4 separate regions of the Homo sapiens genome follow, and all the other regions are linked to region 1. A link is a contact called in ENCODE Hi-C or POLR2A ChIA-PET data. All regions are on one chromosome and are shown on one strand. Each heading gives the region's core, a stretch centred on a gene start or an enhancer-like site at or near the end of the contact. The rest is flanking DNA. Distances are from core to core; before and after follow the strand shown. Region 1 holds the start of LMTK3 (lemur tyrosine kinase 3). Region 2 holds the start of KDELR1 (KDEL endoplasmic reticulum protein retention receptor 1). Region 3 holds the start of GRWD1 (glutamate rich WD repeat containing 1). Region 4 overlaps GRIN2D (glutamate ionotropic receptor NMDA type subunit 2D).

Region 1 (7,247 bases), core at 116-2,615:
TATCTTTTGTATGAGGCAAGTGCTGTGGTTGTGTAATGTCTGCGTAACCGCACGGGAAACGTGGGTATTTGCGACCCGTGTGTCTGTGCGCGTGTCTGTGTCTGTGTTGTGGGTGTGTGACTCTTTGTATGTGTTATGTGTGCCAGTGTGTGTTTATGTATGTGATGTGTGACTGTGGTGGGGTTCTGTGTCTTTGTAACCTTGTGTGAAAGGTGTGTGTATTTGTGATGTGTGTGTCCATGTCTGTTTAGGTATGTGATGTGTGCAACTCTGTGTGTCTGTGTATTTGATCTGTGTGCCTATGTCTGTGCTTATGTATGTGTGACTGTGTATATGTGCATGTTATATGTGTCTGTATGTATCAGTGTGTGGTGTATTTATGTGTATTTTTGCATGTGATTTATGTAGCCCTGTATGTATGAGTTGTGTGTGCCCGCATGCATGTGTATGTAGTGTGTCTGTGTGTATCCATGTGAGTGAAGCTTGTGTCCGTGTGAGTGATGCATGTTACGTGTCCGTATACATGCATGTATTATGTTTCTGTGTACTCATGTATGTGATGTGCCTGTCTCTGTGTAGCTGCTGTGTCCGTGTCTATGTTAGTTCATGTGATGTGTGTGTCTGCGTGTGTCTGTGCAATTGCTGTCTGTGCATGTCTGTGTGACGTGCATGTATGTGATACTTGTGTCTGTGGGTATTCTTTGTTGCCCATTTGTCTAGGGACTGTCTGCGTGGCTGTGACTATGAGTGTCAGCATGTCACAGTGGTGTCCGTGGGGATCTTTGTCTGTGGCGTGTGCGTCTGTGGATCTGGGGCTTTACTTTGTCCGGGGCATGTGTGGGTCTTTGTGATGCTTTGACGTTCCTGCGTGGCCGGGTGCATCTGTGCTGGAAGCTGGCCTGCCTGTGCGTTTCCAGTGCGGTCCCTGCGTCTTTGTGTGTGACGTGTACGTGTCCCCGTCTGCTGATGGCTGTCCACCTTTGTATGTGATGCGCTTGTCTATGAGGGTCCCTGCGACGTGTGTCAGCTGTGTGTGGGCTGCGCGTGCCTGACATCTGCATCTTAGCGTGTAGCACATGTGTCCATGCTGGTGGCATGTCACAGCGGTGTCCGGGCCAGGCACCCGTGGGCCCTGCCCCCCCACCCCCGCTGCAAGTGTGTGCCGGTCCCTGTCTGTCCCTCCCCCTCCCATTTCCTCCCCTCCCTCCTGGCAGCCAATGCTACGGGGGAGCCAGTTGCCATGACGACGCTCCATCCTCCCTCCTCCCACCCTTCCTGTGACAGGCTCTCTGCTCCCCCAATCCTGGCTGCCCTCGGGGGCGGGGCCCTCTTTCTCGCCCCCCCCATCCTACCCTCTCCCCCCCACCCCAGCAACCCCGGCTCCCCAGCATCTCTCCTCTGTCCGCCTCTCCATCCCTTCATCCGTCTGTCCCTTCAAAGAGGGGGAGGGGGGTACCTGAGCCAGCAAGCAGCCCCTCCCTCCCCCTGTCCTGCGTCTCCTGCCCCTCTCCTGGGCCGGGAGGAGGCCAGGGTCGCGCGGGTCCCCATGGCTGGGGGCTGAGGGCCCGCCCCCCCCTCCTCCCCAGCCGCCACCACCTCCACCTCCCTGCCATCCTCGACAAGATGCCTGCCCCCGGCGCCCTCATCCTCCTTGCGGCCGTCTCCGCCTCCGGCTGCCTGGCGTCCCCGGCCCACCCCGGTGAGTCTGTCGGGCCATCAGTCTGTCCGGTGGCCCCCACCCCCGCGGCGGCCTCGCTGTCTGCCCAGGGGTCTGTCTGCGGGTCCTGCCCCGTCACCTGGTGCGCGTCTTCCCGCAGCCCAGCAGGGCCCGGAGCGGCGGGGACGGTGCCTCTGTCAGCAGGGCCTGTGGGAGGGAGGCTGGGGGCTGGGTGGGGAGGGGGCTCCGTTTGGGCAACATGTGTGTATGCGTGCACGCATGTGTTTGTGCTGGTGTGTGCAGGAAGAAGGGGAAGGACAGGGCCTCTGGGAGAATTGGGGGCAGAGGACAGGAATACTATTTCTAAGGGGGACACAACACGGGAGGCTGTCTCTGGCTTCTGGAGAGACCCAGGGCTTGCGGAGTTCCCTTCTCTGGGTCTTGGGCTGGGGATAGAGAACATCGGTGTGCGCCAAGCGTCCCTAAAAGAGACAGATCTCAACCCCACAAACTGGGGGGTTCCAGCATGGGGCAAGAATCTTCTCCCAGCCTGCAGCTGAGAGCTAGTCCTCCTCCCCAACGAGGGGTAATGAGGCTGTCCACGGGAGCGTATTTTAAATTCTGCAAGCTCCAGACTTCACTATCACTCCTCTTTCCTTCAACCCTCATTGGAATTCATCCAAGCCTGGGGTGAGGGGATGGGGTGGGATGAGGTGGCGGGGGTCCCAGTTTGGGACGAGAAGAGAGACCCCACCCCCAATCCAACCACTTGGGAAGGCCCCAAACTACAACTCCCACAATGCCTTGGGCCACTCTGCACCTCTGCCAAGGGACCCTGGTCGCAGAGCATCACGGGAGTTGTAGTCCAAGACGTGCCGGGACGGGAGGGGGCATGATTCCGGTATCCAGGGACTTGAAGCTGGGACCCCAGCCCAGCCCTGTGCCCACAGATGGATTCGCCCTGGGCCGGGCTCCTCTGGCTCCTCCCTACGCTGTGGTCCTCATTTCCTGCTCCGGCCTGCTGGCCTTCATCTTCCTCCTCCTCACCTGTCTGTGCTGCAAACGGGGCGATGTCGGCTTCAAGGTGAGGTGCATGAGGGGATTCAACTTGGGGAGGAAGACTCCAGCAAGGCCTTTACCCCCTACACAGGTGGTTGGTGGGGAGAAGGGGGCAGTAAATCCGAGAGCACCTTCCAGCTTGAAGCTATGGCAAGATCTGGAGCCTTGGGATGGGGAAATGGGGGATGGAAATTGGGCTGGGACTGGGAGACAGTTACAAAAATGAAGGGGAGACAAACTTAAGAGAAAGACGATGGCGTGTCTCTCAGCCCTGCGTTCTCCCACCCCTCTTCTCCTCTCCTGGCCCCAGGAATTTGAGAACCCTGAAGGGGAGGACTGCTCCGGGGAGTACACTCCCCCTGCGGAGGAGACCTCCTCCTCACAGTCGCTGCCTGATGTCTACATTCTCCCGCTGGCTGAGGTCTCCCTGCCAATGCCTGCCCCGCAGCCTTCACACTCAGGTACTGCCCCACGCCATGACCAGCATCCCATGGTGTCCCGGGAAAGGCCAGAAGATGTTGAGTGTGTTCCTTCAGGGGCTGGGGCGGTTGAGACCAGCGGCAGCCAATGGGAAAGGCATAGGTGGGAGCGCTGGAATCTTGGAAGCAGCCTATGGGGAGGCAGACAAAGATCATCTTGGTGGAAGCCATTGCTTAATCCAAAACCAGATTTGGGGATTTTTAAGGGGCAAGCGGTGGTGAGATTACCATAGAGCACAGTCTCAGAGGCAGCCAATGGGAGGCTGAAATCACATCATAGGAGCTTGGGATGCCAAAAGGAAGGACTGATTGGATGCTGGAGCCTTGTGAGCAGCCAATGAGGAAGCTGAGATTCTGACATGGAATGTGGGTGGCAGCCAATGAAAAGAGAGTGATGTCTGCTCTGTCTCAGTCCCCACTGACCTGGGGTGTGTTGGTAGCACTCAGGAAGGGGGAGAGACTCAGGGGCTTTCCCCTCTTGCCCTCCCCAGACATGACCACCCCCCTGGGCCTTAGCCGGCAGCACCTGAGCTACCTGCAGGAGATTGGGAGTGGCTGGTTTGGGAAGGTGAGTGGGCTGGGGAGGGGAGGCAGGGCTCCATGGATCCCGAGCTGTCCTCCTGTTCTGTGTCCACACCCCTGCTCTCACCACTTCTCATCTGTCCCTCGCCTCCTCCCCATGCCCCCTCAGCCTCCCATCCCCCCTCCGTCCACCTCTCACCGGCTCCCACCCGCCCCATCCCCGACATCTGTCAGTCAGCGCCTCCCTCCTCACTCCATTGACCACTCCGCCGCGCCACCCGGCTCTCCACGCGTCCGTCCGTCTGTCCATCCTTCCATCCGTCCCTGCGTCCATCGGATTCTGGGCCCGTGAGTGTCTCACCCCATGTCTGGTGGGGGTCAAGGGTGGTGGGATGTGGAGGGAGAAGCTGGGAAGGAGCCGGGGGTTGGGAGCTGTGTGGTGGAGTGGAGCTGGTCCCAGGGGACGGGGCTGGGGAAACGGCACTCGCTGACTCCTGGGTGCCCCTTGACCAGGTGATCCTGGGAGAGATTTTCTCCGACTACACCCCCGCCCAGGTGGTGGTGAAGGAGCTCCGAGCCAGCGCGGGGCCCCTGGAGCAACGCAAGTTCATCTCGGAAGCACAGCCGTACAGGTACTGAGGGTTTCTCAGTGGGTGTGTGCCTTGTTGAGGTGACATTCAGGAGTGGAAGGAGTGCTGTATGGGGTCACACCTGGAATCTACCTCTTCCGGTTGTGCAGCTCTGGCAGGAGAACTTCCCTCCCTGAACCTCAGGTTCTTCCTCTGGACCGAGCTAAGGGTGGGAAGTGAGAGGCAGGATGGTGGAGGAGGCGGGAGCACAGAAGCTGAGCTAGAGGCCTGCTCCTCTCCCCTCTGAACCTCCGGATCTTCATCTGGAAAGTGAGTCCAGGAAGCCCTAGTGTCCTCATGAAGAGGGCAGCTGAGAGGATGTGAGATTCCCATGTCCAATGTTGGGTACCAGCTGGTACTTCCCTTCCCCAGGCCACAGACTAGGTCCCTGAGCAGGTGCCCGAGCAGGCCACTGTGGAGCTCCATCCCTGCCCTTCTTGGTCTCTACTCCACTCTCAGTGCTTCTAGGATGGGGTCTAGGTATCCATTTGCCAGATAAATTCCTTGTGAGGTAGTGAGTTCCCTGTTTTGGAAAGGGTGTGTTCGCAGAGACCCCTTATCAGAACAGTTGTAAAGGTGGGCTTTACCCTGAGAAACACATTGGGTTTTGGCACTCCCTCACTCCAAAACCTCCCATGGCTCCCTACTGCCTACAGGACACATCTGGTCCTCCTGACAGCCCACAGGCCCTGCGCAGTCTGACACTGTCCCTTCCTTCCAATGTCCCCCTCACCCCAGCCACGCTGGCCTCTTCACTGACCCTCCCCACGGAAGCCAATTCCCTGCCGCAGCGCATCGGACCTTGCTATATCCTCTCTAGAATATCACTCCTTGCTCATCCCCAGGTGTGGATGGGGCCCCTTCCCTTCCTCAGGCCTCAGCTCAGAGACATCTTCCCTTACTCCTCCCCTCCTTCCAAAGAGGGTCCTGGGGTGCTTCACCCCGTCATGGCATGTGTTTTCTTCATAACCCATACCCCAGGTTGTCACTATATCATTTGCTTACTTGCTTATTGCCTGTCTCTCCCTAAACCTGTGCCAGCAAACACTGGCCACATATGCCTATTACATTTAAGCTAAGATGGGCACGGTGGTATACTCGTGTAGTCCCGGCACTTTGGGAGGCCAAGGTGGGAGGATCACTTGAGGCCAGAAATTGGAGGATGGAGTGAGCTATGACTGCACCACTGCACTCCCACCTGGGCAACAGAGCGAGACCCTGTCTCTATTATATAAATAAATAAATAAAATGTAAGCTAATTAAAATGCAATCAAATTAAAAACACATTTCCTCAGCCACCCTCATCATATCTCAAGTGCTCAATAGCCACCTGTGGCCAGTGGCTCCCCTGGTAGGCAGGGCTGGTCCAGAAGATTCCCACCTTCGCAAAGCTCTGTTGGACAGTGCAGGTCTCTACTAGCAGCAGCTCAGGGTCTGTCTCGTTACCCGAGCACAAGTGCTGCTGGCTCTCAGTAGACGTTTGCTGGGCGAGCCACAGACCTGAGATCAAATCCCAATGTTCCCATCATTACCAGCTGTGTGACCCTAGGCAAGTCGCTTCACCTCTGTTCCATCTGGATCAAATGGGGATCATCATCCTGCCTAGCACGTTGCTGGGAGGATTTGAGAGCAGAGCGGCCGGCCTTGGCCAGATTCGTGGGTGTGCAGTGAATCCTGGCTTCCTTCTACACCAGCCACCCCAAGTCTCCCATGCTGGGAACTCCAGCCACTGTTGAAGCCCCACACATGGCAGGAGCTTCATGAACACTTTGTCGGGCTCCTGCCTGTAATCCTAGCACTTTGGGAGGCCAAGGCGGGCAGACTGCCTGAGCTCAGGACTTGGAGACCAGCCTGGGCTAAACCCTATCTCTACAAAAATACAAAAAAATTGGCCAGGCACGGTGGCTCACACCAGTAATCCCAGCACTTTGGGAGACTGAGGTGGGCAGATCATGAGGTCAGGAGTTCGAGACCAGCCTGGCCAACATGGTGAAACCCCATCTCTACTAAAAATGCAAACATTAGCCAGGTGTGGTGGGCAGGCGCCTGTAATCCCAGCTACTCAGGAGGCTGAGGCAGGAGAATTGTTTGAACCCCAGAGGCAGAGGTTGCAGTGAGCCAAGATCACACCACTGTACTCCAGCCTGGGAGACAGCGTGAGAAAACAACAACAATAACAACACTTTGTTACACGATTCTTCCACCAAACAGAAGCAAGAGACCCTGTTCTCCTGAGGACACACAGCATAAACAGCAGAGCCGCGGTTACACACAGGCAATAGAAGGCTGGGTACTGGCAGTGGCCCCACAGCACACAAGTGGCTCTGCCTCCCGCCAGGCCCCAGTAGGAAAATAACTAGTAAGTTACTGTGCACCTACTCCTGGCCAGACCCTGGGCTGCAAGCCTGAAATGTTCTCATCCTCCTGCAGACCTCCAAGCCAGTCCTTCTCTCCACCTGTGTTTATTGAGCATCTACTACTAGTCTAGGCACTGAGGACACAGGCAGGAAGACACACCAAATTCTTATCCTAGGAGAGCTCACCCCCTAGTGGAGAAGACACACAATAGATAAATAAATACTTTTTTTTTTTTTTTCAAGGCTCACTTCAGCCTTGAGCTCCTGGGCTCAAGTGATCCTCCTGCCTCAGCCTCCTGCATAGCCACCATGCCTGGCTAACTTTTATTTTTATTTATTTATCTTTTTTTTTTTTTCAGATGAAGTCTTGCTCTGTTGTCAGGCTGGAGTGCAGTGGCGCAATCTCAACTCTCTGCAACCTCTGCCTCCTGGGTTCAAGCGATTCTCCTGCCTCAGCCTCCAGAGTAGCTGCGATTACAGGCGCCCACCACCACATCTGGCTAATTTTTGGTATTTTTAGTAGAGACGGGGTTTCACCATGTTG
Region 2 (7,550 bases), core at 4,215-6,714, 120 kb after region 1:
ATACTAGCCGCCTGGGGTGGTTGGGCTGGGAGCCAGGCTCCTGGGTCCTGCCTGGGACTGAGGGAGGAGGGCACTGGGAGTCTGGACTCCTGGTTCCCAGAGAAGGACTGGAGTCCGCACTAGGGGCTTCCAGAAGGGGTGAGGGTCCAGACAAGGAAGGGTTCTCTCCTGGCTGTCATGCTCCTGTCTGGTTGCCATGGTAGCGCAGGCCTCGTCCACCCCACAGACAGCCAGGGCGGGGGAAAGGTCCACCACCCCTCCCCTGCCTCGAGGCCACAGCCCGTCCCCTCTGCCCACCACCTCACCTTCCCAGAGATCTCGGGCCCCTGTCTCCCCAGGGAAGGGGTTGGGGGCTCCTAGTATGCCCATCCCTCCCCGATCCTGGCTTCTCTTCGCTCCTCCTTTCCATTGCCCTTCCCCAAGCAGCTGGCTCAATCAGCGCTCAGAATAACCCCCCCACTCCGCCCCAAAATAACCCACAGCTGTGGCCTGGCCCCCGCGGGGTTAACACTCACGCTCCCCTCCATTCCCAGTGGCTGCTCACCCTCCAGCCCCTCCTCTGCCTCTCCCAGACCCACCCCTACCTGGCTTCTGCTCTTAGGGACCCCGCGTCCCACTCCCTACTGAGGCCCAGGAGGGCAGCCCCCGGCCCCACCCTTCTCACGGGGGCTGCATGCTCAGTTCCTAACCACAGGGATTAGGGAGAGCAGCCTCCCCCACTCCAGGGCCTGAGGAGGGGCATCCCCAGTCCTCCAGGACTCTGAAGGCCCAACCCCCAGAACCCACGCCCTCAGGGATCACAGAGTCCAGCCTCTGGACAACCCCCCGCTCCCCCCGCCTCCATCTCTACCTCCTCATGAGCCTCCGTTTCCACTTCCATCTGCATAGGGCTAAAGTCCCCAACACTCATCTCCTGCCCTGTCAGGGACTCAGGAGACTGAGCTCCCAGCCTGCCTTCCTCAGACGGAAGCGCTATCCCCTACCTCCTCCCGTAAAGACCCAGGAGTCCTTCTGGCAGCCCCTTCCTCCCCCAGGCCTTGGGAGTCTGGGCATTCGGTCCTGTTCTTTCCCAGGACCCAGGAGGCCAGGCCCCTCCTGCCCCAAGACTCTGGAACTCCAGTGCCCAGCCTCCTCTCCCTGCAGGAACCAAGAGTCCAGGTCCCCAGCTCCCCTCTTCCCCCAAGGACCCAGGAGTCCGGGTTCCGGCTCCTGTCCTCCCTTAAGGATCCCCTTTTGGTTTCAAACCCTATCCTTCCCAACATCCTGGGTGCCCCCCCACCGAGCTCTGGCCTCCCTAGTCACCCCACTTAGATCCTGTACATAGCACAGCCTGTCCCCAAGCGGGGAGGAGGAGGAGGGTGCCAGAAATTCCTAGGGTGTCCCTGTCTTCATTGCCCCCCACAGCATCCAACAGAGAAGAGAGGAGCGGCCACTTCGATCAACAGCTCCCCCCACAACCTCGAGTTGTGCTGCAGACGGCATCCCGTTTCCTCCCCCCTCACCTCCCAACACACACACACAACATCGGTCTCTCCCCACCCGAATCCTGATGCTTGGAAGAGGCTGGAAGGGTGTTCCAGAACCTTGAGGAAGGGGTGGGAGCTTGGGGCGAGGGGTGCTGGGGGCCTGGATGCCCTCAAGGTCCTTGGCGGGGGTATTAATAGCAGACTCATAGCTCTGACATGGGAGGGGAGAGCGAGAGGAGAGAGGGAGAGGACCGGCTCGCGATGGGGGGACTGATGCAGGGAGGGGGGTACAGGGAGAAGGTGAGATAGAGAGATGGAGGCACAGGGATATGGGGCATCAGGTATGTGGGGATGGGGAGAGGGAGCCAAGTGTCAGAGAAATGGGGGCGTGAAAGGTCTGAGGTGTAGGGACTCAGGAAAAAGGGGCTCAGAGAGGGAGAGAGAGAGGGTGGAGGAGAGTCCCTGAGGGACAGGGGAGCTAGGTGGGGGTCAAGACCCCTGCCCACCGTTCAAACCCCCTCCCTCCACGAGGCTTCTTGCCAACTTCCTCTGTCCTAGATTTGGGGGTCCACATTCCCACCACCATCCCTGCATCCCCTGTCCCCGCCTTACCTTTTCATGACCCTGTTCTGTTGGGGGGATGGCGGGGGGGCCAGGACCGGAACCCGGCGTCCAGCGACCCCAAGATTCCGAGGAGGGCTCAGAGAGCCGATGTCGGGGGGCAGGCCCCGGGGCGGCGGCAGTGGTGGTGGCGGCAGCAGCGGCAGCCCGGACCTCCTGTCTGTCCCTGGCTCCGTCTCTCCTTCCTCTTCCTTGGTCCTGTCCTGCCCTGTCTCTCCCCCAAGGTTGCGGCCACCTGGACTAGGCGAGGACGTGGCTACACATGTTGCTCTGGAAGTTGGGCCCCGGACATTGCAGAGGCTGTCGGGGTGTCCTCTTGCCGCCCCGACCCCGTGGGGATCCCCCCTCCGCCCACCCGGGGTGCCCCCCTCTGCCGCTTCAGCCCCGGCTCCTCCCCCCTTTCCATGTGTCCAGTCCCGCCTCTCCCTGGCTCACTCGCACCCCCGCTTTGTGCCCTCAGCCCCCCCACCCCCCCTTCCAGCGTCTGTGTCTATCTGTCTGTCTGGGTCACCTCTGAAGCTAGTGGCTGGTGTGTGCGTGTGAGGAGCGGGAGATTGCCTGCTTGGGGAACTGCTTGCCCCTTCCTCGCTTGGCCACCTCTAGACCCCCCCTTGACTCCCCCACTCTCAAACACAGGCAGAAACACACATACACTCACGCACACACGCACGATCTCACTTCCCTGGGATTCCCCCTCAACACCCCCAGAGCTTGAGGAGGGACACACACACAGACACACACACACAGAGTGGGGGGTCTAATGGGGGCCAGGCTGCCACTGCTGATAGGGGCTGTTTGGACAGACAGGAGGACACAGGCAGCCGGGGACGCCCAGACGCCTGGCCGGACGCAGGCAGGAGGCACAGAACCCAGGTACACACCATCCATCTGGGTTTGGGGGGGCCGGGGGGAAGGAGCGGGAGCCCCACGACACCCAGGCAGGCAGCTCAGGGTCGGTACAGACAGACAGACCCCTCCCTCCCTCCGCCGCCGCAGCGCTTACAGACACACCCCCCCTCCACCAGCCAGCCCCAGACACCCGGACACACAGATCCTCACCGGGCAGATGGCAGACGCTCGAGAGACCCCTGGGGGCCGGGCCGACCTACCCAGGCAACACCCCCAGCAGGCACCGGTGGCCGAGGGAGGCTGCGGGAGGCTGCGGGCGAGGGTGGCGGCGGCGGCCGCGGCTTGGAGGAGCTGGAGCGGGAGGGACTCACACACTCGCTGTGTTCTCGCACACACACACTCACTCGGGATGCGATTAACATTCAGTCCCCGTCTGCCACTGCCGGGAGACCCACAGCCCCCCCTCCTGGCCTCCCTGGGGACCCCTTCTCCTGCCAGGCTTGGGGAGGGGGCCGCCCCCCACCCCTAGCTACCAGCCTCTGCCTTCCTCCTGGGACAAGGGAGTGAGGGGCTGAAAATAAAAAGGGAGGAAGAAGTCAGGCTGGGGACAGGCAGGCAGGGACTCAGAACCCGGTATGGAGACACCAGCTTCAGAGCTAGACTCCAGGGCTGGGGGTTGCTGCCCTCTGCCCCCGCCCTGCCTTGAGGCTCTGGAAACAGGAGGCCTTTCCCTGACTTCAGTGTTCGCCACACTAAGACCCAAGCTGTGGCTTTTATTGCCCCAGAAGGCCAGGCCTGAAAACCAGGTCTCGACCCTGGTCCCAGGAGTCCCACCCCCCAGCCCCTCCTCCCTCAGACCCAGGAGTCCCCTTCTCTACTGGGACCCAGGAATTTGGGGACCGCCTCCAAGTCGGAGTCTCTTTTAAGGACTCAGTCATCCCGACTCTCCCCCGTACAAGCCACCCTCAGGGACCCAAGACTCGTGGATGTCACCCTTGGGCACCCCGTCCTTCCAGCCCTCTGAAGAAATCAACACGCCTGCACCCCTTCTTTTATTGAGGGACCCTGGCCTCCATCATCTGTGGGTACCCCATCATCCGGAAGGGAAGCCACGTCTGTCCCCTCATAGATGCAGGAGTCCAGACCACAGGCTGTTCCCCGGGGGTCCCACACCCAGATGCCCAGCATTCCCCTCCTGCTAGAGGGCTGGGCCCGGCACTTTTATAAAGCCACCCGTGGGGCTCTGGGGTAGAGCGTGGGGCAGGACACCGGGGCCTCTGAGGGTGGAAGAGGGTGTGTGTGTGTGGGCAGGGCAGAAACTCTGGAGCAGGGGGGAAGCCAGGGCCAGGGGCTCCTGAGGTAGTTTGGGTCAGAGTTTTGGCCTTGAGCCTCCTGGGTGAGGCTCCTGTTTCCTTCATCCTCAAGGTCTGGGAGAACAGGGTGAGGTGCACATTCCTGAAAAAGAAGAGAATCAGGGCCTAAATCTGTGGGTCGTAAAGGGAGAAACTGTAGATCTAGATTCTTAAGGTTAGGATGTTTGATCCATAAGATGGTGGGGGTGGGACCCTAAGTTCCAAGGAACAGCGTCCTAGGAGGGAAAAGGGCTGGGGCCCTGAACTCCTGGGTCTGAGGGAGGAGGGGCTGGGGCCCTGGACCCCTGGGTCTGAGGGAGGAGGGGCTGGGGCCCTGGACCCCTGGGTCTGAGGGAGGAGGGGCTGGGGCCCTGGACCCCTGGGTCTGAGGGAGGAGGGGCTGGGGATCTGGACTCCTGGGTCTGAGGGAGGAGGTGCTGGGGGTCTGGACTCCTGGGTCTGAGGGAGGAAGGGCTGGGGGCCTGGACTCCTGGATCTGGGGGAGGAGGGTCTGGGGGCCTGGAGTCCTGGGTCTGAGGGAGGAGGCTGGGGGCCTGGACTCCTGGGTCTGAGGGAGGAGGCTGGGGGCCTGGACTCCTGGGTCTGAGCGAGGAGGAGCTGGGCCTGGACTCCTGGATCTGAGGGAGGAGGGGCTGGGGGTCTGGACTTCTGGGTCTGAGGGAGGAGAGGCTGGGGGTCTGGACTCCTGGGTCTGAGGGAGGAGGGGCTGGGGACCCAGACTTCTGGGTTTGACGAACGGGCTGGGGCCTTGAGTCCTGGGTCTAGGGGAGGAAGTAGGTGGGGTATCTTTCTTGTCTTCTGGGGGATTGGAGTTAGAGTGCCTGAAAGCTGCAAAAGCTAGCAGCTGAGCCTCCGGGTCCCTGCAGGATTTTTCAAGCTCAGAGGGCAGTCTCTACATCCCTGCAAGGGCTGAGGCTGGTGTACTGGACTGCGTCTCTTCCAGAGACACAGACTGCCTGGGCGAACCGGTGCTGGATTTGGCACTTTCCGAACCCTGCGACCCTCCCAAGTTCCTATGGGGCAGCTTTGGGGGTGCGTTTAGCGCCGCCACGGCAAAGCAGGAGGTGGGCGATAGGGGGCGCCGGGGATCCAGGCCCCGCCCTCGGGGGCGGAGCCTCTCCTCCCGGACTCCTCCCCCTCTCGCTCTCCTCCCTCTTCCCGGCTCCAGCTCCGCCGCCAGCTCCAGCCTTTGCTCCCCCTCCCAAAGTCCCCTCCCCGGAGCGGAGCGCACCTAGGGTCCCTCTTCCGTCCCCCCAGCCCAGCTACCCGTTCAGACCAGCAGCCTCGGGGGGCACCCCCCCGCCAGCCTGCCTCCCTCCCGCTCAGCCCTGCCAGGGTTCCCCAGCCATGAATCTCTTCCGATTCCTGGGAGACCTCTCCCACCTCCTCGCCATCATCTTGCTACTGCTCAAAATCTGGAAGTCCCGCTCGTGCGCCGGTGAGAGGCCCACCAGGGCTGGCGAAGGAGAGAGATTGCGGGCGGGGGTTGGGGGACGTCGCAGGACTCAGGAAGGGTTTGGGGGCACTAGGGGCACAGGTTCCACCCCCACTGCTTGCTGGGGATCTCTCTTCTAGGTTCTGGGTCTCCAGGGGATCAGCTCCCTTCCCCAGACTGGCGGGGGTGCATACAGTTTCATGTGAATGGCTTTAGGCCCCCAATTCAGCCACCCCCAGCCCCAATCTGGGCAGCCCGAGGGTTCATGGACCGGGAACAGGGAACCATGGCAGGCGGGGAGGTGGCTGTGAGTTGGTGACGTGGACCGTGGCGGCCAGGAAGGGAACGGGAGGGAGGTGACCGGATCCGGGGCCTGAGGTCAGGGAAGGTCCTCCCTAGGCCTCACCTCAGGTCCAGACTGCGGGAGGACCCTGAGGGGCCAGGGGTAGCCATGAGGCCTAGTCTGGGACGGAGCCTCGGGCTGGAGTAGCTTCGGGGGCCTGGGCTGCCCCCTGGCTGTGGTCCGTGGGAAAGGGCCCTGCTCAGGCGGGGCGGGCTGGGGAGGCCTCCGGGGACAGCTGCACTCCAGAGCTGCCTCCAGGCTGGTCCCGGGCGCCCTGCCTTAGTTTATTGCCCATGCAGCCCACCCCCAGCTTCCTCTCTCCTTCTGTCTGTCTGTCTGTCTGTCTGTCTCTCTCTCTCTCTCTGTCTCTCTCTCTCTCTCTTTCTCTGTCTCTGGACCACAGGAATTTCAGGGAAGAGCCAGGTCCTGTTTGCTGTGGTGTTCACTGCCCGATATCTGGACCTCTTCACCAACTACATCTCACTCTACAACACGTGTATGAAGGTAGAGGCTCCACCCCACCTCTCTGGCCCCCACTGAGGCAGAGGAGCCGGGTGTGGGTCCCAGACTCCTAGGTCTGAGGGAGGAGGGGCTGGGGGCCTGGACTCCTGGGTCTGAGGGAGGAGGGGCCGGGGGCCTGGACTCTTGGGTCTGAGGGAAGAAGGGACTGAGGCCTGGACTCCTGGGTCTGAGGGAGGAGGGGTTGGGGGTCTGGACTCCTGGGTCTGAGGGAGGAGGGGCCGGGGGCCTGGACTTTTGGGTCTGAGGGAGGAAGGGACTGGGGCCTGGACTCCTGGGTCTGAGGGAGGAGGGGCTGGGCCTGGACTCTTGGGTCTGAGGGAGGAGGGGCTGGGCCTGGACTCCTGGATCTGAGGGAGGAGGGAATGGGGCCCTGGACTCCTGGGTCTGAGGGAGGAGGGGCTGGGGGCCTGGACTCCAGGGTCTGAGGGAGGAGGGGTTGGGGGCCTGGACTCCTGGGTCTGAGGGAGGAGGGGCTGGGGGCTTGGACTCCTGGATCTGAGGGAGGAGGGGTTGGGGGCCTGGACTCCTGGGTCTGAGGGAGGAGGGGCTGGGGGCTTGGACTCCTGGGTCTGAGGGAGGAGGGGTTGGGGGTCTGGACTCCTGCGTCTGAGGGAGGGGCCTGGACTCCGGGCTCTGAGCCTACTGGGGCACAGGCCTGTGAGTTGAGGCCCCTTCTCATCATCCCCCTCCTCAGGTGGTCTACATAGCCTGCTCCTTCACCACGGTCTGGTTGATTTATAGCAAGTTCAAAGCTACTTACGATGGGAACCATGACACGTTCAGAGTGGAGTTCCTGGTCGTTCCCACAGCCATTCTGGCGTTCCTGGTCAATCATGACTTCACCCCTCTGGAGGTAGGCGCCTTGCTGTGACTCCTTATTTGGGGGGATGGTTGTGGCAGAGTAGCTATGACAGGAGACCCTCTCACAGGCTTCCTTCTGC
Region 3 (6,911 bases), core at 688-3,187, 66 kb after region 1:
GAAAATACATACCTCATATTACAACCAGGTGCTATTCTAGGCACTATATGTTATTTCATTTGACCTCATGCCAGCCCCATCAGATAAGTTCTATAACTCACTATGTTACCAAAGAGAAAAGTGAAGAACATAAACCATATCCTCATAATCTAAAACAGTACCTAACATGTAATGACACTGATCATAATAGCTAAATTGTATAAAACTATGTGACAAGTACTTTTCTAAAAACTGAAGGAGGCCGGGTGTGGTGGCTCACGCTTGTAATCCCATGACTTTGGGTGCCCGAGGCGTGCGGATCAATCACTCGAGGTCAGGAGTTTGAGACCAGCCTAGCCAACAAGGCGAAACCTTGTCTCTACTAAAAATACAAAAAATTGGCCAGATGCGGTGGCTCACGCCTGTAATCTCAGCACTTTGGGAAGCCGAGGCAGGCGGATCACGAGGTCAGGAGTTCACCACCAGCCTGATCAACATTGTGAAACCCCGTCCCTACTAAGAATACAAAAATTAGCCGGGCGTGGTGGCGCGCACCTGTAATCTCAGCTACTTGGCTGAGGCAGGAGAATCGCTTGAACCTGGGAGGCAGAGGTTGCAGTGAGCTGAGATCATGCCATTGCCCTCCAGTCTAAGCGACAGAGCAAGACTTCATCTCAAAAAAAAACCAAAAAACAAAAAATTAGAAGGGCCTGGTGGCAGGCGCCTATAGCCCCAGCTACTTGGGAGGCTGAGGCAGGAGAATCCCTTGAACCTGGGAAGGGGAGGTTGCAGTGAGCCAAGATCGCACCACTGCACTCCAGCCTGGACAACAGAGCGAGACTCCATCTCAAAAAAAAAAAAAAAAAAAATGGGCCAGGCACGGTGGCTCACGCTTGTAATCCCAGCACTTTGGGAGGCAGAGGTTGCAGTGAGCCGAGGCTGCGCCACTGCACTCCAGCCTGGGTGACAGAGCGAGACTACGTCTCAAAAAAAAAAAAAAAAAAAAGAACATGAGGAGGTGTTGGGAGTTATGGACACAGGGGATGGGTCAGATGTGTTTCAGAGTATGCAGAGCAGGCTCCTGGGACCATACTTACCCGAACTCGGTTGATGCCACCATAGTGGGGCACCATGGCCAGCTCCAGCTGAGGTTTCCGCTCTTCTTCATCCTCTTCATCTTCCTCCTCTTCTTCTTCATCACTGCCCTCTGAGGGTGGGGGCTTTGTCCCATGCAGATTGTGCATCCGAAGCATCATCAGTCTGGGAGAAATTGTGGGGTGAGTTAGGCACTAGATTCCAGGATTCTTAGGAAGGAGAGAGGCTGGAAACCCAGACTCCTGGATCTGCGAGAGGCAGAAACTGGAAGCCCTAACTCCTGGGTGCTGAGGAAGGGGCTGGAAACTGAGCCTCCTGGTCCTGGAAAAGCCTCGGGTCTTACCTGTTGCTCTGGGCGCTCTCAGCCTGGGTCCCAGCACACAAGTAAAGTGTAAGAGGAAGCTCTGTCCGGTTGTCTCCCAGGTGATCCCGGACTATGTCAAAGCTGAGACAGGGGGCGCCTGGGGATGGAAGGCGGGGTTTACGAGTTAAGACGGGACAGTAAGAGCTCAGTCCCCACCTCCCTCATGGATCAACCGCCTCCGGTATGAAATCACTTCTCTTAGACCCCAGCCTTCTCTTCCCGAGCACCTCTCAGGTTAAAGGCTCGGGATCAGCCACCTCAGGACCCTGGAGTCCGGACTCAGCCCTACCAGTCTGCGCTCGGTGGTAGAGCACATAGGCCTCCTCGTCCATGACCAGCTCCTCCCCTTCGCGTAGCGGCGGCCCCCGGCCGGGCAGGTAGACCTGGGCCGGGCCCTCGGAACTTGTGTCGCCGGACTCGGCTTCCATGGGTTCCCCGGTTTCACACGTGCGCCGCCGACCCTTGCGCGCCGCCATCTTCGAACCCTCTCGCTGCTGACACCCGGTAAGAGCGTCACTTCCGGGTTTCGCTTTCCGCCTAATGAGATCCGCCCTACTGCGCGGTTACCTTGGAAACTCCTGGGACCGCTAATCGGAGAGGGTGCGGAAACGCTGGAGGAGAACTCAGGTAATGGCGCCAGCGAAAGAAGCCTGCGGATACGGAGAAACTGCATCTTCGCGTGACTTTGGGCGCTGTTCCTCGCGGTAGTGGCAAGGCCTTCTGGGAGTTGTAGTTCTACGGGAGGCTTGTTTTCCCCATTGTCCAGTTTGATTCCGAGAGCGTTCTTTCCAGTTAATTAATTATTCATATATGCAAATTTGCTCTTTCACTGGCAAGGAGACTGAGTTTCTACTCCCCGAGGACCCATAAGGCCGGTTTCTTTTCCTCTCTCTGTTGTGATGGCTTTCATTTGTTTCAAAAATGCTTTCTTGTAGACAGGATGGATATTATCTGTAAGTTAGGCGGTTCAATCTACCCTCTAGGGGCAGTCAATTGCCTAACCAGACATTCACATTTCAGCTCTGGTCAGCGAGCACTTAATCAGAAAGTCCACCCTCTGGAGGCAGCTATTACAAGTGCTTCGTCTCTCTTTATCGCCCATCAGCACCAGCGGTTTGGCTAATTGACATAATGAAATGTTAGAAATAGATTCTCATTGGTGAGATTAACAGCATTCAAGATAATGCGGATTGGCTGGGATATGTCAGACACTCTCCTAGCTTGCATGAACAGGATATTGAGAATGTAGCAAGCCTTGGTACCTATAGCCATAGGAAATAAAACCATACCTTTGATCTTAATATGTTTTGTCTCCGGGATCTATCTCACCACTCTCTTGGGGTCTCTTATCTGCCCCAGTACCCTCTCGACTTTCTTTTCAGGGTCTCTTCCCACCTCCTCTTTCTTGGTCTTTGTCTCCCCAGGCACCTCCTTTCAGAGTCTCTGTTCTCTCTCTAATTCTGTCTCCTCTTCCCCTGTGGGACTTTTGTGTTTCTGTTTCCTCCAGAGAATTTGAGGGGGGCTAACAGATACGGAGCTTAGGCTTGGACTGAGGAGGCATAAAAACATGGTTTATTCCAAACACTGCAATGTGGAATAAGAGAGTGGGAAGGGAAGTTGGTGGAGAAGTGTGGACTCCCAGACCCTCCCCTCCGCAACCCAGCCCCAGACCCGGCTGGAGATCTGGGCAGAGGAGGCTTTTTGGAGGTCTGCTGGGTCATCACTGAAGGGTCGCAAATAAGGGTTGGATTTGGAGAGGATGTGCTTGGTGGCAAGTGGGGTGGTCCGGAGGTGCGGCAGGGTGGGAAGTTTTGGCTTCAGGGAGGTTGGGTTCATCGCGGTGCAAGGGAAGGCGGGGCTTCCGTTGGGGACGTGTCCTAGGTCAGAGTAGGGAAAAGCGACCGAGGGTGGAAGAGGAGGAGGGGGTGTCACGGTTTGATGTCAAGGGTCACAGTCTGGTCGGGGCACAGTCTGGGGTTCGGGTCACAGTTTGGGGTCAGGGGTCACAGTCTGGAGTCGGATGACCATTTTAGGAGTCGGATGTCACAGTCTGGGTCAGGGGTTTCTGTGTGGCGGGGCCAAGGTCTGGGGTCACAGTTTGGCGAACGCGTCTCACAGTTTTGAGTCCCAATGGATGAAAGGTTAAAAACGGGCTTCCCCGGAGGCGCGGCTGGGGCCGGGGAGCTGCACAGTGATGTGGGGGCCACGGCCCCGGGCGTGGAGGTGGGACGCGGGAGTGGCGTGAACCCCCCACCTCCCGCCCCATCTGGTGACGTTAAAAAGCCCTTGTCGGGTTTAAAAAAAAGTCCGGTGGGCTCCAAGGCCCCCGCCCCCTCGTTCTCAGGCTGGGTGATAGTTGAGGGACCAAATCCTCTCCGGCTTGCGGTTCCTCCAGAACCAGGGGGCGCAGGACGCTGCTCCAGGCGGGGTCCGGCCAGTTCCACTGCTTTCCTTCCCAACCCACGCGGGTCCTGTCCACTGCGGGCGCCCCCTCGGGCCGTGGCCTGCGCTGACCAAGGGGGCGGTGGGGCCCCCGGGGCCGCGTCATACCTCGGACTCGAGGCTAGAGAAGTGCGCCGAGCCCCTGCGGGTGCCCAGGTCCCCGCCCCGGTGTCTCCGGTGGGAAGCTGTGGGCAGCGGCGGCCCCCAGTGCGCGGCGTGCGGACACCTGCGAGCGTGGCGGGAGGGCCCGGTAAGCCTGCGCGCAGGGGCGGCGCGAGGGCACGAGCTGAGGTCCTCGAGCGAGCGCGAGGTGGGCGCGGGCGGCGGGAGGTCCCAGCCCCCAGCGGCGCGCCGGTGCCTGTGGTGGTGGGGCGCGGCGGCGGCGGGCGTGCGGTGCGAGGCCCGCGGGCGGTGCGGGTGCGACCGCGGGCACCCGCAGCGGGCCCGGCGTCGGGGCAGGGGCCCGGCGGCCCAGGGTGGAGGCGGTGGCGCCCACCAGCCGCCGTCCAGGCCATCGTGCGAGCAGCTGAGATGGCGCGGCGGCGGCAGCAGCTCCAGGCTGGCGCAGTGCCGACAGTGCCAGGCGGCCGGACCGCTGCGCGGGGGCAGGTAGTCCCAGCTCCCGGCGCGCCAGCCCCCGAGCTTGTCGACCGACCAGTAGCGGCCGGGCGGCGGCCCGAGGCGCTCGGCATACGGGTAAGGGAAGTCGGCGAACCACCAGGGCTCCAGGCCGCCCAGCGACGCGCCGCCCAGGCTCTCCGAGTCCTCCGAGTCCGACGGCGACGGCTCGAGATCGAGGTAAGGGCACGGGGGCGGCGCGGCGCGGCACGGGGGCGGAGCGGCCGGGGCTCCTCCGCCTGCGCCCCCCGTGCCCCCCGCGCCGCCCGCGCCTGGCCCCAGCAGGGGTTGGCTCTCGGGGTCCGAGCGCGGCCACCGCGCGGGCGCCGGCGGGCTCTCGTCCTCGAAGGCCAAGCGGCAGAGTGGCGGCCCGACGGCGGTGGCCGCGGCGGCGGGGGGCGCGGGCGGCGACGGGAAGCCGGGGAAGGCGCCGGCGGGGGGCTCGGCTGGCTCCTTGTCGCGTACGATGGCGAAATAGGAGGGCGGCGGCTTCTGCGGGGGCTGAGCGGCCGGCGGGGACAGCGGGCGCCCGGCTGCGCCCCGCGGTGCCGCGCGCGCTTCGCCCAGGCCGAGGCCTAGGCCCTGCGGCTCGATGGGGCCGTAGTAGCGGTGGAAGCCGTCGGCCAGGCCCGCGCCCCCCGGCGGCCCCGCGCCCTTGGTCCGGCGCCAGCGGTCCACTGAGGCGCGCTCGCGGGGCACGAAAGGTGCGGGCCCGGGAGCCGGCCGCGGCGCGGGGTACGCGGGGCTGGGCAGGGGCTGTGGCGGCGGCGGGGGCTTGGCGGGCGGTGGGGCGGCCTCAGCGCTGCAGCAGCTGTACATGCCCTGCGGGTCCGGGGACAGGACGGGGGTCAGCGCGAGATGCCCAGGACGCCTGCCCGCCTCCCCTCAGTCCCTCTCTCCTCTCCATTTACCCGCCTGTGTTTCCCGCTCTCTTCCCCACTATCCACATCTCGACCCACATCTCCTTGTCTCTGCTCGGCTTTACCTTTGTCCCCGCCCCTGCCATCTCCCCCTCTCTGCCTCCCTCTCTGCCCCATACCCTGGAGAAGGCCAGCAGGAAGTCCATGCGGTGGGTGGGCCCCAGGCAGTGCCGCAGGCGCCAGTACACCAGGTGCTCCCAGGCGAAGACCAGCAGGGACAGGCCCATGGCCACCAGGAGCATGTAGAAGACGCCCGCCATGTTGTCGATGTCCAGCTTGCTGCTCATCACCTCGATTTTGTCATTGTGGCAGATCCCAGAGAGCCACAGCCGCTCCAGCATCTCGATCTCATCTAGGGAGGGGCGGTCAAAAGTCACCTGCTATGAGTACCCTCTGAGGACCCTTGTCTGTGATGTGGGAATGTAGGCCCTTAGCCCCTTCCTCCCTCAGACCCTGGTGTCCGGGTCTTTGTCCCTTTCTTCCCCGGAACCCAGGGGCCTCGCCCTCCCCCTCTCCGCTGTGGAAATCCCTGTGTGCAGCCGCACCATCCCCCAGGAACTGCAGCAACGCCAGGTCGATGGGCCGCTTCCAGCGGGAGCCCTTGTGCAGGGCGATGCCATAGCCTGTCGTGGCGAAGACCTTGCCGGAGCCGATGGTGACAAGCTTGCAGCCCTCGTCCTTGCGGGCCATGTAATTGAGCACTGCAGCATCGTAGATGAAGGCGTCCAGCTTCCTGGGGGGAGGGGGAATGGAGGGTAGGGTCAGTCCCACCTAGATGCCCTGGCCGCCAGGCCTGGAACCTCCTCACCTGTAACCTCCAACTGCTCCAAATCCTAACTGGCCCTGAGCTCTTGAGCAAATCATTGCACTTCTCAGTGCCTCAGTTTCAACATCAGTAAAATGGGCATGGCAGCAGTATCTCCCTTCAGAGTTGTTGCAAAAGTATGTTGTTTAAGAGACAGGGTCTTGCTATGTTGTCCAGGCTGGACCAGAAATCCTGGGCTCAAGCGATCCTCCTATCTCAGCCTCCCCAGTAGCAGGGACTATAGGGAAAGCTTAGATAGTACCTCATGCAAAGGAGGTGCTGGAGAAGTGTTAACTGTGACTTTTTCTTTCTTTTTTTTTTTTTTTTTTTTTTTGAGACAGAGTCTCACTCTGTCACCCAGGCTGGAGTGCAGTGGCACAGTCTCGGCTCACTGCAAGATCCGACTCCTGGGTTCAAGCGATTCTCCTGCCTCAGCCTCCCAAGTAGCTGGGATTATAGGTGCCCACTACCACGCCCAGCTAATTTTTGCATTTTTAGTAGAGACGGGGTTCCACCATGTTGGCCAGGCTGATCTCGAACCCCTGTCCTTGTGGTCCACCTGTCTCAGCCTCCCAAAGTGCTGAGATTACAGGCGTGAGCAACCGCACCTGGCCAGCTGTGACTGTTAATGAAATAGTTATTCCTTTACTCCTCACCATAGCCCTCCAAAGAGTCCATTTACTCTTGC
Region 4 (7,706 bases), core at 2,312-4,811, 98 kb after region 1:
AGACCTTGGTGCAAAGGGGAGGCCACAGGAGACACCACTGGGCGAAATAAACAGAAAACAAAACACAAAGGAAGGGATGGCTCTTCTTCCAGCCCCTCCCCTCTCCCAGGAGCTTTGCTCACACTTCAGAGAGCAAGTGGGAACTGACAAGCACTGTTGCCCTTGGCCGATGTACGCTTCTCCAGCTCAGCAATGGTCCCTCTACCCAATCCATCTCAAAGCCACCAGCCCATCTGGTGGGCAGCTCTCTAACCACACCCTGCATCTGTCTGCTGTCACCTTCCTATTGCACACCCCCACTCTGTCTCTGGCATAAACCTTGCAGTAGCATCCCCACCAGCCACTTGCTTCCACAGAGTGGGATTTTTTTCTTTGTTCTTTTTTAGAGATAGGGTCTGGCTCTGTCATCCAGGCTGGAGTGCGGTGGTGCCATCTTGGCTCACTGCAACCTCTGCCTCCTGGGTTCAAGCCATCCTTACACCTCAGCCTCCGGAGTAGCTGGGATTACACAGAGCTGGATATTTTAAAAACTTAAATCTGATTATATATCCCCACACCATCTTCTGTAGTTAAAACCCTTGTCCGGGTGCAGTGGCTCACGCCTGTAATTCCAGCATTTTGGGAGGCTGAGGTGGGCAGATCACCTGAGGTCAGGAGTTTGAGATTAGGCTGGCCACCATGGTGAAACCCCGTCTCTACTAAAAATACAAAAATTGGCCAGGCGTGGTGGTGCATGCCTGTGATCCCAGTTACTTGGCAGGCTGAGGCAGGAGAATCGCTTAAACCTGAGAGGCAGGTTGAGGTTGCAGTGAGCCGAGATGGTGCCACTGCATTCCAGCCTGGGCGACAGAGTGAGACTCTGTCTGAAAAAAAAAAAAAGAGAGAGAGAGAGAGAAGTAGAAGCTTATCTTCTGCCTCCTTCACAAGGCTGAGAGATCCTACTGGACAGGGATTTGTGTCTTCCTCATTTGCCACTGTGTTCCCAGTGTGGAGCCCACCACCTGGCACATAGTAGATGCTCAGTAAACACTGATGGTGACTTAAGTGCTTACAAGGTATTGGTACCATGCTAATTTGTTCTCTTCATCTCATACCTAGTACAGGAAAACACTTGGGTTTTGTGGGGCCTGAAGCTTGCACAATTTGGAGGGCTCTCTTTGAGAAAAAATAATTCAACCTTATGAATACAAAACCAGGTGCAGGGCTTGGAAGCTGCAGTGCAAGAGAAGGCTCCTGAGCTCAAGCTTCTTTAGCCTCTTGATGAAATGTCTTCTGGGTAGGGAAATTATTTCTTCCATCTTGTAGATTAGGAAACTGAGGTTCAGAAATGATGTCACTTCACCGAAGTTGCACAGCGGGTTCAAGTACCGATGATACCGGGAACCCAGGTTTTCTGATCCCAGGGCCCACACGGTTGGGGACGGCTACTTTGCCTAGGGCTAGCTCCCTGTCCCAGGGCCCCAGATTACCGAGGAAGGCCGAGGGGGACACCGTGCCATTGCTGCGCGCCACCATGACGCTGATGCCGGTCTCCACGAAGGGGACGGAGAAGTCCACGATCTCGGAGCGCTCCTCGTTGATGGTGAGGGAGCCGATGGCCATGTCTGCGCGCTGGTAGAACACCTGGGGTGGGGGCGATGAGGAGTGGGCGGGGGAACCCGGCTCAAGCGGACAGACTGACACGGACGGCGAGCAGAGACGGGCCCCGGGAGCAGACCAGTGACAGGGTGAGGGAAGGGGCCAAGAGGGATTGCGAGGTGGGTGAGGAGGGGGACGAAGAGTGGGGCAGGGAAGGGCGGAGGTGAGAAATGGGGAACAAGATTGGGAATTGGTAGCCCGCGTCCTACCCGGCTGCTCCCAGCAAGACCTCAAGGCCTTGGTCCAGATCTTCCCAGCCCCACCCTCTTCCCCTAGATTCTCACCCTCCTGGCCCCTCCTCCTCTGTACCAAAGTCCCTCCTCCCAGCCCCGCCCCCTTCCCCTAGGAGTCCCACCCTCCTAGCCCCGCCTCCACTGCCCCAAAGTCCCTCCTCCCAGCCCTGCCCCCTTCCCCTAGGAGTCCCACCCTCCTAGCCCCGCCTCCTCTGCTCCAAAGTCCCTCCTCCAAACCCCGCCCCTGACACCTCCTGACCCCGCCCCCTGTTCCAAGGCATGTCCCTCCCGCGACCCCGCCCCAGGCCCCAATCAGGTGTTTCCTCAATTTGGCCGCGCCCCTGCCCCAGGGTGCCGACCTCTTTTTTTTTATTATTATTTTTTGAGACTGAGTCTCACTCTGTGCCCAGGCTGGAGTGCAGTGGCGCGATCTCCGCTTACTGCAACCTCCGCCTCCCGGGTTCAAGCAATTCTCCTGCCTCAGCCTCCCGAGTAGCTGGGATTACAGGCGCCCGCCACCACGCACGGCTAATTTTTTGCATTTTAGTAGAGACGGGGTTTCACCGTTTTGCCCAAACTGGTCTCGAACCCCTGAGCTCAGGCAATTCGCCCGCCTCGGCTTCCCAAAGTGCTGGGATTACAGGCGTGAGCCACCACGCCCGGCTGTGCCCGCCTCTCGACTCCGCCCCGAAGATTCCCCGCCTCCCGTCCGCCCCCTCACCTCCCCGATCATGCCGTTCCAGACGCCATCGATCTTCTTTCCGTGCTTGCCATTGGTGACCAGGTAGAGGTCGTAGCTGAAGCCGATGGTATGCGCCAGCCGCTTCAGAATGTCGATGCAGAAACCCTTGCAGCAGCGCTTTTCCGGGCGGGGGGCATCCGGTGGAGGGCTGCGGGCAGTGACCAGGCTTGGGGAGTTTGGGGACCCCCTCCTTAGACTCTCTCATGAAGAGAGGATATGGAGGAAGGGATAGGCGGCAGCTAAAACTATGGTTAGCGCTTTCAGGGGAAACTCAGGCTCAAAGAATTCTGAGGTTTGCCTAAGGTCACCAAGCTGGAGGGCTTTGTGGGTCCTGGGTCCCAAGGGAGGAGGGGGCTGGGGGCCCAGACTACTGGGCTTCACGGGAGGCGGGTTTTGGAGCCGGAACTCCTGGATCCCGAGCTGTCACCTGTGGGTTCGGTTGAGCTGGCTCCGGCAGGGGACGGAGTCTCGGATGCAGGTGCCGCTGATAGGGTCTGCAGGCTCCACGATGACAAACGGCCTTTCCTCCAGCGTGGCCACCGTGAGGTGCTGCGTGTCGTCCACTGGCTGCAGGAAGCGACCATAGCGGGACCACAGCGGGTACTTGAGGCGGAGCGTCTGCTGCTCCCAGCTGCCCACCTTGGCCAAAGGGAAAGAGAGTCAGGCTTCCTGGGAAGACTTCCCGGTGTATCCTGGCCTCCATGATCCTCTTCCCTCAGACCTAGGTGTGTGGGCAGCAGCTTCTTCCAAGACCCAGGAGCCCCTCCCACCTTCAGATCCCAGGACCCAGGAGTCCAGGCTCCTTGTCCCCTCCTCCCTCTTAGTCCACGACCTCAAGCCCCCCCTCTGCCAGGATGCAGGAGTCCACACCCTCTGCCATGCCTGAGGTCTGGGGCTACGACTCACCACCTCCCACGTCCTGTCTCTGGTGAGGGAGATGACCACCAGGGAGGGGTTCACTAGGAAGCCGTCCTCATTGAAGGAGTAATCCCGGTTATCCCACGTGATGTTCATGAAGTACCTGCCCAGGAGGAGGGAAAGGGGACATGCTGGGGCCTGGGCTGGACCTTGGCAGCGGAAGGCAGAGAAAGTCCCCTTTCTGCAGACCAGCCCCAGCCCCCAGCTGGAATCTCTCTTCTTTTACCTCCAAGGTCTCAAAAACACGAATATACCCCTTCCCTGCTCAGCACCCTCCCCTTGGCTGCCCAGTGCCCCCCAGGATAAGGTTCCAGACTCTCTTTCAGCTTGGTGTTGAGGCCCTAGAGTCCCCTTTTCTTTCCTTCTTTTTTAAAGTAGAGATGGGGTTTCACTATTTTTCCCAGGCTGGTCTTTTTTTTTTTTTTTTTTTTTGAGACAGAGTCTTGCTCTGTCTCCCAGGCTGGAGTGCAGTGGTATGATCTTGGCTCACTGCCACCTCCACTTCCTGGGTTCAAGTGATTCTCCTGCCTCAGCCTCCCAAGTAGCTGGGATTATAGACATGCACCACCATGCTTGGCTAATATTTTGTTTGTTTTTGTTTTTGTTTTGTTTTTTGAGACAGAGTCTTGCTCTGTCACCCAGGCTGGAGTGCAGTGGCATGATCTTCGCTCACTGCAACCTCCGCCTCCTGGTTCAAGCAATCCTCCTGCCTCAGCCTCCTGAGTAGCTGGGATTGCAGGTGTTCACCACCATGTCCAGCTAATTTTTGTATTTTTAGTAGAGATGGGGTTTCACCATGTTGGCCAGACTGGTCTAGAACTCCTGACCTCAGCCTCAGTGATCCACCTGCCTCAGCCTCCCAAAGTGTTGGGATTACAGGCATGAGCCACCATGCCCTCTTTCTTTTTTTTTTTTTTTAATGTGTGGTTTTTTTGTTTGTTTTTGTTTTTGTTTTTTGAGACAGAGTCTTGCTCTTGTTGCCCAGGCTGGAGTGCAATGGTATGGTCTCGGCTCACTGCAACCTCCGCCTCCCGGGTTCAAGCAATTCTCCTGCCTCAGCCTCCTGAGTAGCTGGGATTGCAGGTGTTCACCACCATGTCCAGCTAATTTTTGTATTTTTAGTAGAGATGGGGTTTCACCATGTTGGCCAGACTGGTCTAGAACTCCTGACCTCAGCCTCAGTGATCCACCTGCCTCAGCCTCCCAAAGTGTTGGGATTACAGGCATGAGCCACCATGCCCTCCTCTTTCTTTTTTTTTTTTTTTTAATGTGTGGTTTTTTGTTTGTTTTTGTTTTTGTTTCTTGAGACAGAGTTTTGCTCTTGTTGCCCAGGCTGGAGTGCAATGGTGTGGTCTCAGCTCACTGCAACCTCCGCCTCCCGGGTTCAAGCAATTCTCCTGCCTCAGCCTCCCGAGTAGCTGGGATTACAGGCGCCCACGACCATGCCCGGCTAATTTTTTGTATTTTTAGTAGAGACAGGGTTTCACCATGTTGACCAGGGTGGTCTCGAACTCATGACCTCAGGTGATCCGCCCGCCTCAGCCTCCCAAAGGGCTGGGATTACAAGCGTGAGCCACCGCGCCTGGCCTGGCCCGCCTCTTTCTTTCTCTCTCTTTCTTTCTTTCTTTCTTTCTTTCTTTCTTTCTTTCTTTCTTTCTTTCTTTCTTTCTTTTCTTTCTCTTTCTTTCTTTCTTTTCTTTCTCTTTCTTCTTTTCTTTTTTTTAAATTTTTATGTATGTATGTATGTATTTATTTATTTATTTTTGAGACAGAGTCTCGCTCTGTCGCCCAGGCTGGAGTGTAGTGGTGCGATCTTGGCTCACTGCAAGCTCCACCTCCCAGGTTCACGCCATTCTCCTGCCTCAGCCTCACAAGTAACTGGGACTACAGGCACCTGCCACCACACCCAGCTAATTTTTTGTATTTTTTTTAGTAGAGACGGGGTTTCACCGTGTTAGCCAGGATGGTCTTGATCTCCTGACCTTGTGATCCGCCTGCCTCGGCCTTCCAAAGTGCTGGGATTACAGGCATGAGCCACCACGCCCAGCCTCTTTTTTTTTTTAAGTAGAGATAGGGTCTCACTACTTTTCCCAGGCTGGTCTTGAACTCCTGAGTTCAAGTGATCCTCCCACCTCAACCTCCCAACATAGTGGGATTACAGGTGTGAATCACTGTGCCAGGCCCCTAGAGTCTGTTTTTGTTCTGGCTTTGCCTTCCTCTGAAGCCGCATCTCTGAGAGTTCCCACCCTCAAACTTCAAACTCTTTTCACCCCAAAATTCTTTTTTTTTTTCTCTATCAACACTGGCTTCAAGGTGTCTCCCAAACATGTCAAGTGATTTCTTATCTCTAGGACTTTGCAGATGCTGTTCTCTCTGCCTGAAAAACCTTATACCACCCCTTATCCTGACCAACTATTCTTCTTATTTATTTATTTATTTATTATTGAGATGGAGTCTTGCTCTGTCACCTAGGCTGGAGTGCAATGGTGCAATCTCAGCTCGCTGGAACCTCCGCCTCCCAGGTCCAAGCGATTCTCCTGCCTCAGCCTCCTGAGTAGCTGGGATTACAGGCAAGCACCACCGCGCCTGCCTAATTTTGTATTTTTAGTAGAGACAGGGTTTCACCATGTTGGTCAGGCTGGTCTTGAACTCCTCACCTTGTGATCTGCCCACCTCGGCCTCCCAAAGTTCTGGGATTACAGGCGTGAGCCACCACTGCCGGCCTATTATTATTATTATTATTATTATTATTATTATTATTATTATTTTGAGACGGGGTCTCACTCTGTCACCCAGATTGCAGTGCAATGGCGTGATCTTGGCTCACTGCAACCTCTGCCTCACAGGCTCAAGTGATCCTTCCACCTCAGCCTCCTGTGAAGCTGCTGGGACTTTAAATGTGCACCGCCATGCCCAACTAATTTTTGTATTTTTGGTGGAGACGAGGTTTCGCCATGTCCCAAGCTCAGATGATCTACTTGCTTTGACCTCCCAAAGTGCTGGGATTACTGGCACGAGCCGCTGTACCCAGCCTTGACCAACTCCATGTGTCTTAAAGACTGAGCTCAAATGTCTCTTCCTCTGGTTAGAAGTGCCCAGGGCTGGGGATGGCCGGGGGTGTCCCTGGACTCCTCAATATCTTCACTATGCAACATCACCCTGGGTACTCTGACTGTCTCTCATGTCATCCACCCAGTCACTGGACTAGACTCTTAGCCGCCTTCCTCCCTCCCGCTACCCAGCCTATCGGTCCCCAAGTCTCCTTCTTCCTGGCCTGGGGCTCTCTCTGCCCTGTCTTCTTCTGTGCCTCCCCACAGCCCTCCTAGGCCCTCATCCCAGCCTCCTGCCTGGCCTCCAGCCTCCAATCTCTCTACTCCAGTCTGTTCCCCACCAGGTCCCAGAGGCGTCTTTCTATACCCAAAACTCACGCCACCCGTCTCCTGCTCATAACCCACCCCTGGCTCACCAGTGCTGTGGAACAGATCCAGGCCTCTCAACCTGCATTGAAGGCAAAGGCCTGGTGCCACCCACACTCCGACTGCTTTTTTTTTTTTTTTTTTTTTTTTGAGTCAGAGTCTCACTCTGTTGCCCAGGCTGGAGTGCAGTGGCACGATCTCAGCTCACTGCAACCTCCGTCTCCTGGGTTCAAGCGGTTCTCCTGCCTCAGCCTCCCGAGTAGCTGGGATTACAGGCGTGCACCACCATGTCCAGCTAATTTGTGTATTTTTAGTAGAGACGGGGTTTTGCTGTGTCGGCCAGGATGGTCTCAATCTCTTGACCTCGTGATCCGCCCGCCTCGGCCTCCCAAAGTGCTGGGATTACAGGCGTGAGCCACCACGCCTGGCCTGTCACTCTGACTCCTAATTCTGTGGCCTTCATCTGCTTGGAACTATTGTGGTCCCACCATCTGCCCAAGTTTCTCTCCCCTCTGGGTTTTTGCATATGCTCGTTTCCCCTGACTGGAATACTATTTCCGGTGAACTCCCCACTACTCTCAGAATCAAGTCCAGGCTGGGCGCAGTGGTTCACGCCTGTAATCCCAGCACTTTGGGAGGCTGAGGGGGGCAGATCACTTGAGGTCAGGAGTTTTAGACCAGCCTGGCCAACATGGTGAAACCCCGTCTCTACTAAAAATACAAGAATTAGCCGGGCATGGTGGCGGGCACCTGTAATCC

What was found. Hi-C counts contacts between places; a loop is a spot of excess contacts on that map. ChIA-PET counts read pairs that join two places held with the same protein, here RNA polymerase II (POLR2A). Pooled maps may share reads with other maps.
Region 2: a loop to region 1 is called in a map of naive thymus-derived CD4-positive, alpha-beta T cell, with 3 times the contacts of the local background. The contact joins the promoter of KDELR1 here to the promoter of LMTK3 in region 1. A Hi-C loop is called at or near these places in 2 of 168 maps with a recorded cell type or tissue (CD8-positive, alpha-beta T cell and naive thymus-derived CD4-positive, alpha-beta T cell), 2 of 37 single-sample maps with no recorded cell type and 7 of 50 pooled maps. POLR2A ChIA-PET finds 5 or more read pairs at or near these places in 8 of 52 experiments (Caco-2, GM10248, H1 and 4 more).
Region 3: a loop to region 1 is called in a map of B cell, with 17 times the contacts of the local background. The contact joins the promoter of GRWD1 here to the promoter of LMTK3 in region 1. A Hi-C loop is called at or near these places in 7 of 168 maps with a recorded cell type or tissue (B cell, CD4-positive, alpha-beta memory T cell, CD8-positive, alpha-beta T cell and 3 more), 2 of 37 single-sample maps with no recorded cell type and 16 of 50 pooled maps. POLR2A ChIA-PET finds 5 or more read pairs at or near these places in 3 of 52 experiments (Caco-2, H1 and activated CD4-positive, alpha-beta T cell).
Region 4: a loop to region 1 is called in a pooled map, with 3 times the contacts of the local background. The contact joins the enhancer-like site here to the promoter of LMTK3 in region 1. A Hi-C loop is called at or near these places in 1 of 37 single-sample maps with no recorded cell type and 4 of 50 pooled maps. POLR2A ChIA-PET finds 5 or more read pairs at or near these places in 5 of 52 experiments (B cell, GM10248, H1 and 1 more).

The regions. Positions count from the first base shown.
Region 1 is chr19:48,505,953-48,513,199 of GRCh38, reverse strand. LMTK3 (lemur tyrosine kinase 3) reads left to right here and starts at 1,365. Exons shown (of 15, transcript NM_001388485.1): 1 at 1,365-1,699; 2 at 2,608-2,741; 3 at 3,027-3,177; 4 at 3,687-3,763; 5 at 4,231-4,349. The coding sequence starts at 1,624.
Region 2 is chr19:48,389,465-48,397,014 of GRCh38, reverse strand. KDELR1 (KDEL endoplasmic reticulum protein retention receptor 1) reads left to right here and starts at 5,464. Exons shown (of 5, transcript NM_006801.3): 1 at 5,464-5,747; 2 at 6,491-6,591; 3 at 7,304-7,462. The coding sequence starts at 5,657. GRIN2D (glutamate ionotropic receptor NMDA type subunit 2D) reads right to left here and starts at 3,347. Exons shown (of 14, transcript NM_000836.4): 1 at 3,147-3,347; 2 at 2,079-2,357. RefSeq lists silencers at 776-959, 5,308-5,627 and an enhancer at 6,498-6,637.
Region 3 is chr19:48,441,009-48,447,919 of GRCh38, reverse strand. GRWD1 (glutamate rich WD repeat containing 1) reads right to left here and starts at 1,937. Exons shown (of 7, transcript NM_031485.4): 1 at 1,728-1,937; 2 at 1,418-1,535; 3 at 1,077-1,239. The coding sequence starts at 1,914. It overlaps GRIN2D (glutamate ionotropic receptor NMDA type subunit 2D), which reads right to left. Exons shown (of 14, transcript NM_000836.4): 12 at 5,964-6,151; 13 at 5,538-5,770; 14 at 2,989-5,320. The coding sequence ends at 3,983. RefSeq lists enhancers at 1,857-1,946, 2,107-2,186, 3,359-4,050.
Region 4 is chr19:48,409,919-48,417,624 of GRCh38, reverse strand. It overlaps GRIN2D (glutamate ionotropic receptor NMDA type subunit 2D), which reads right to left. Exons shown (of 14, transcript NM_000836.4): 5 at 3,520-3,634; 6 at 3,041-3,252; 7 at 2,593-2,761; 8 at 1,470-1,623. Among named protein-coding and RNA genes, the nearest start is that of GRIN2D, 20 kb to the right of the region's middle. RefSeq lists enhancers at 2,671-2,810, 2,516-3,237. Within about 2 kb of position 3,561, at least 4 of the 41 ENCODE cell types and tissues checked have a DNase peak (open chromatin) inside an H3K27ac peak, as active enhancers do.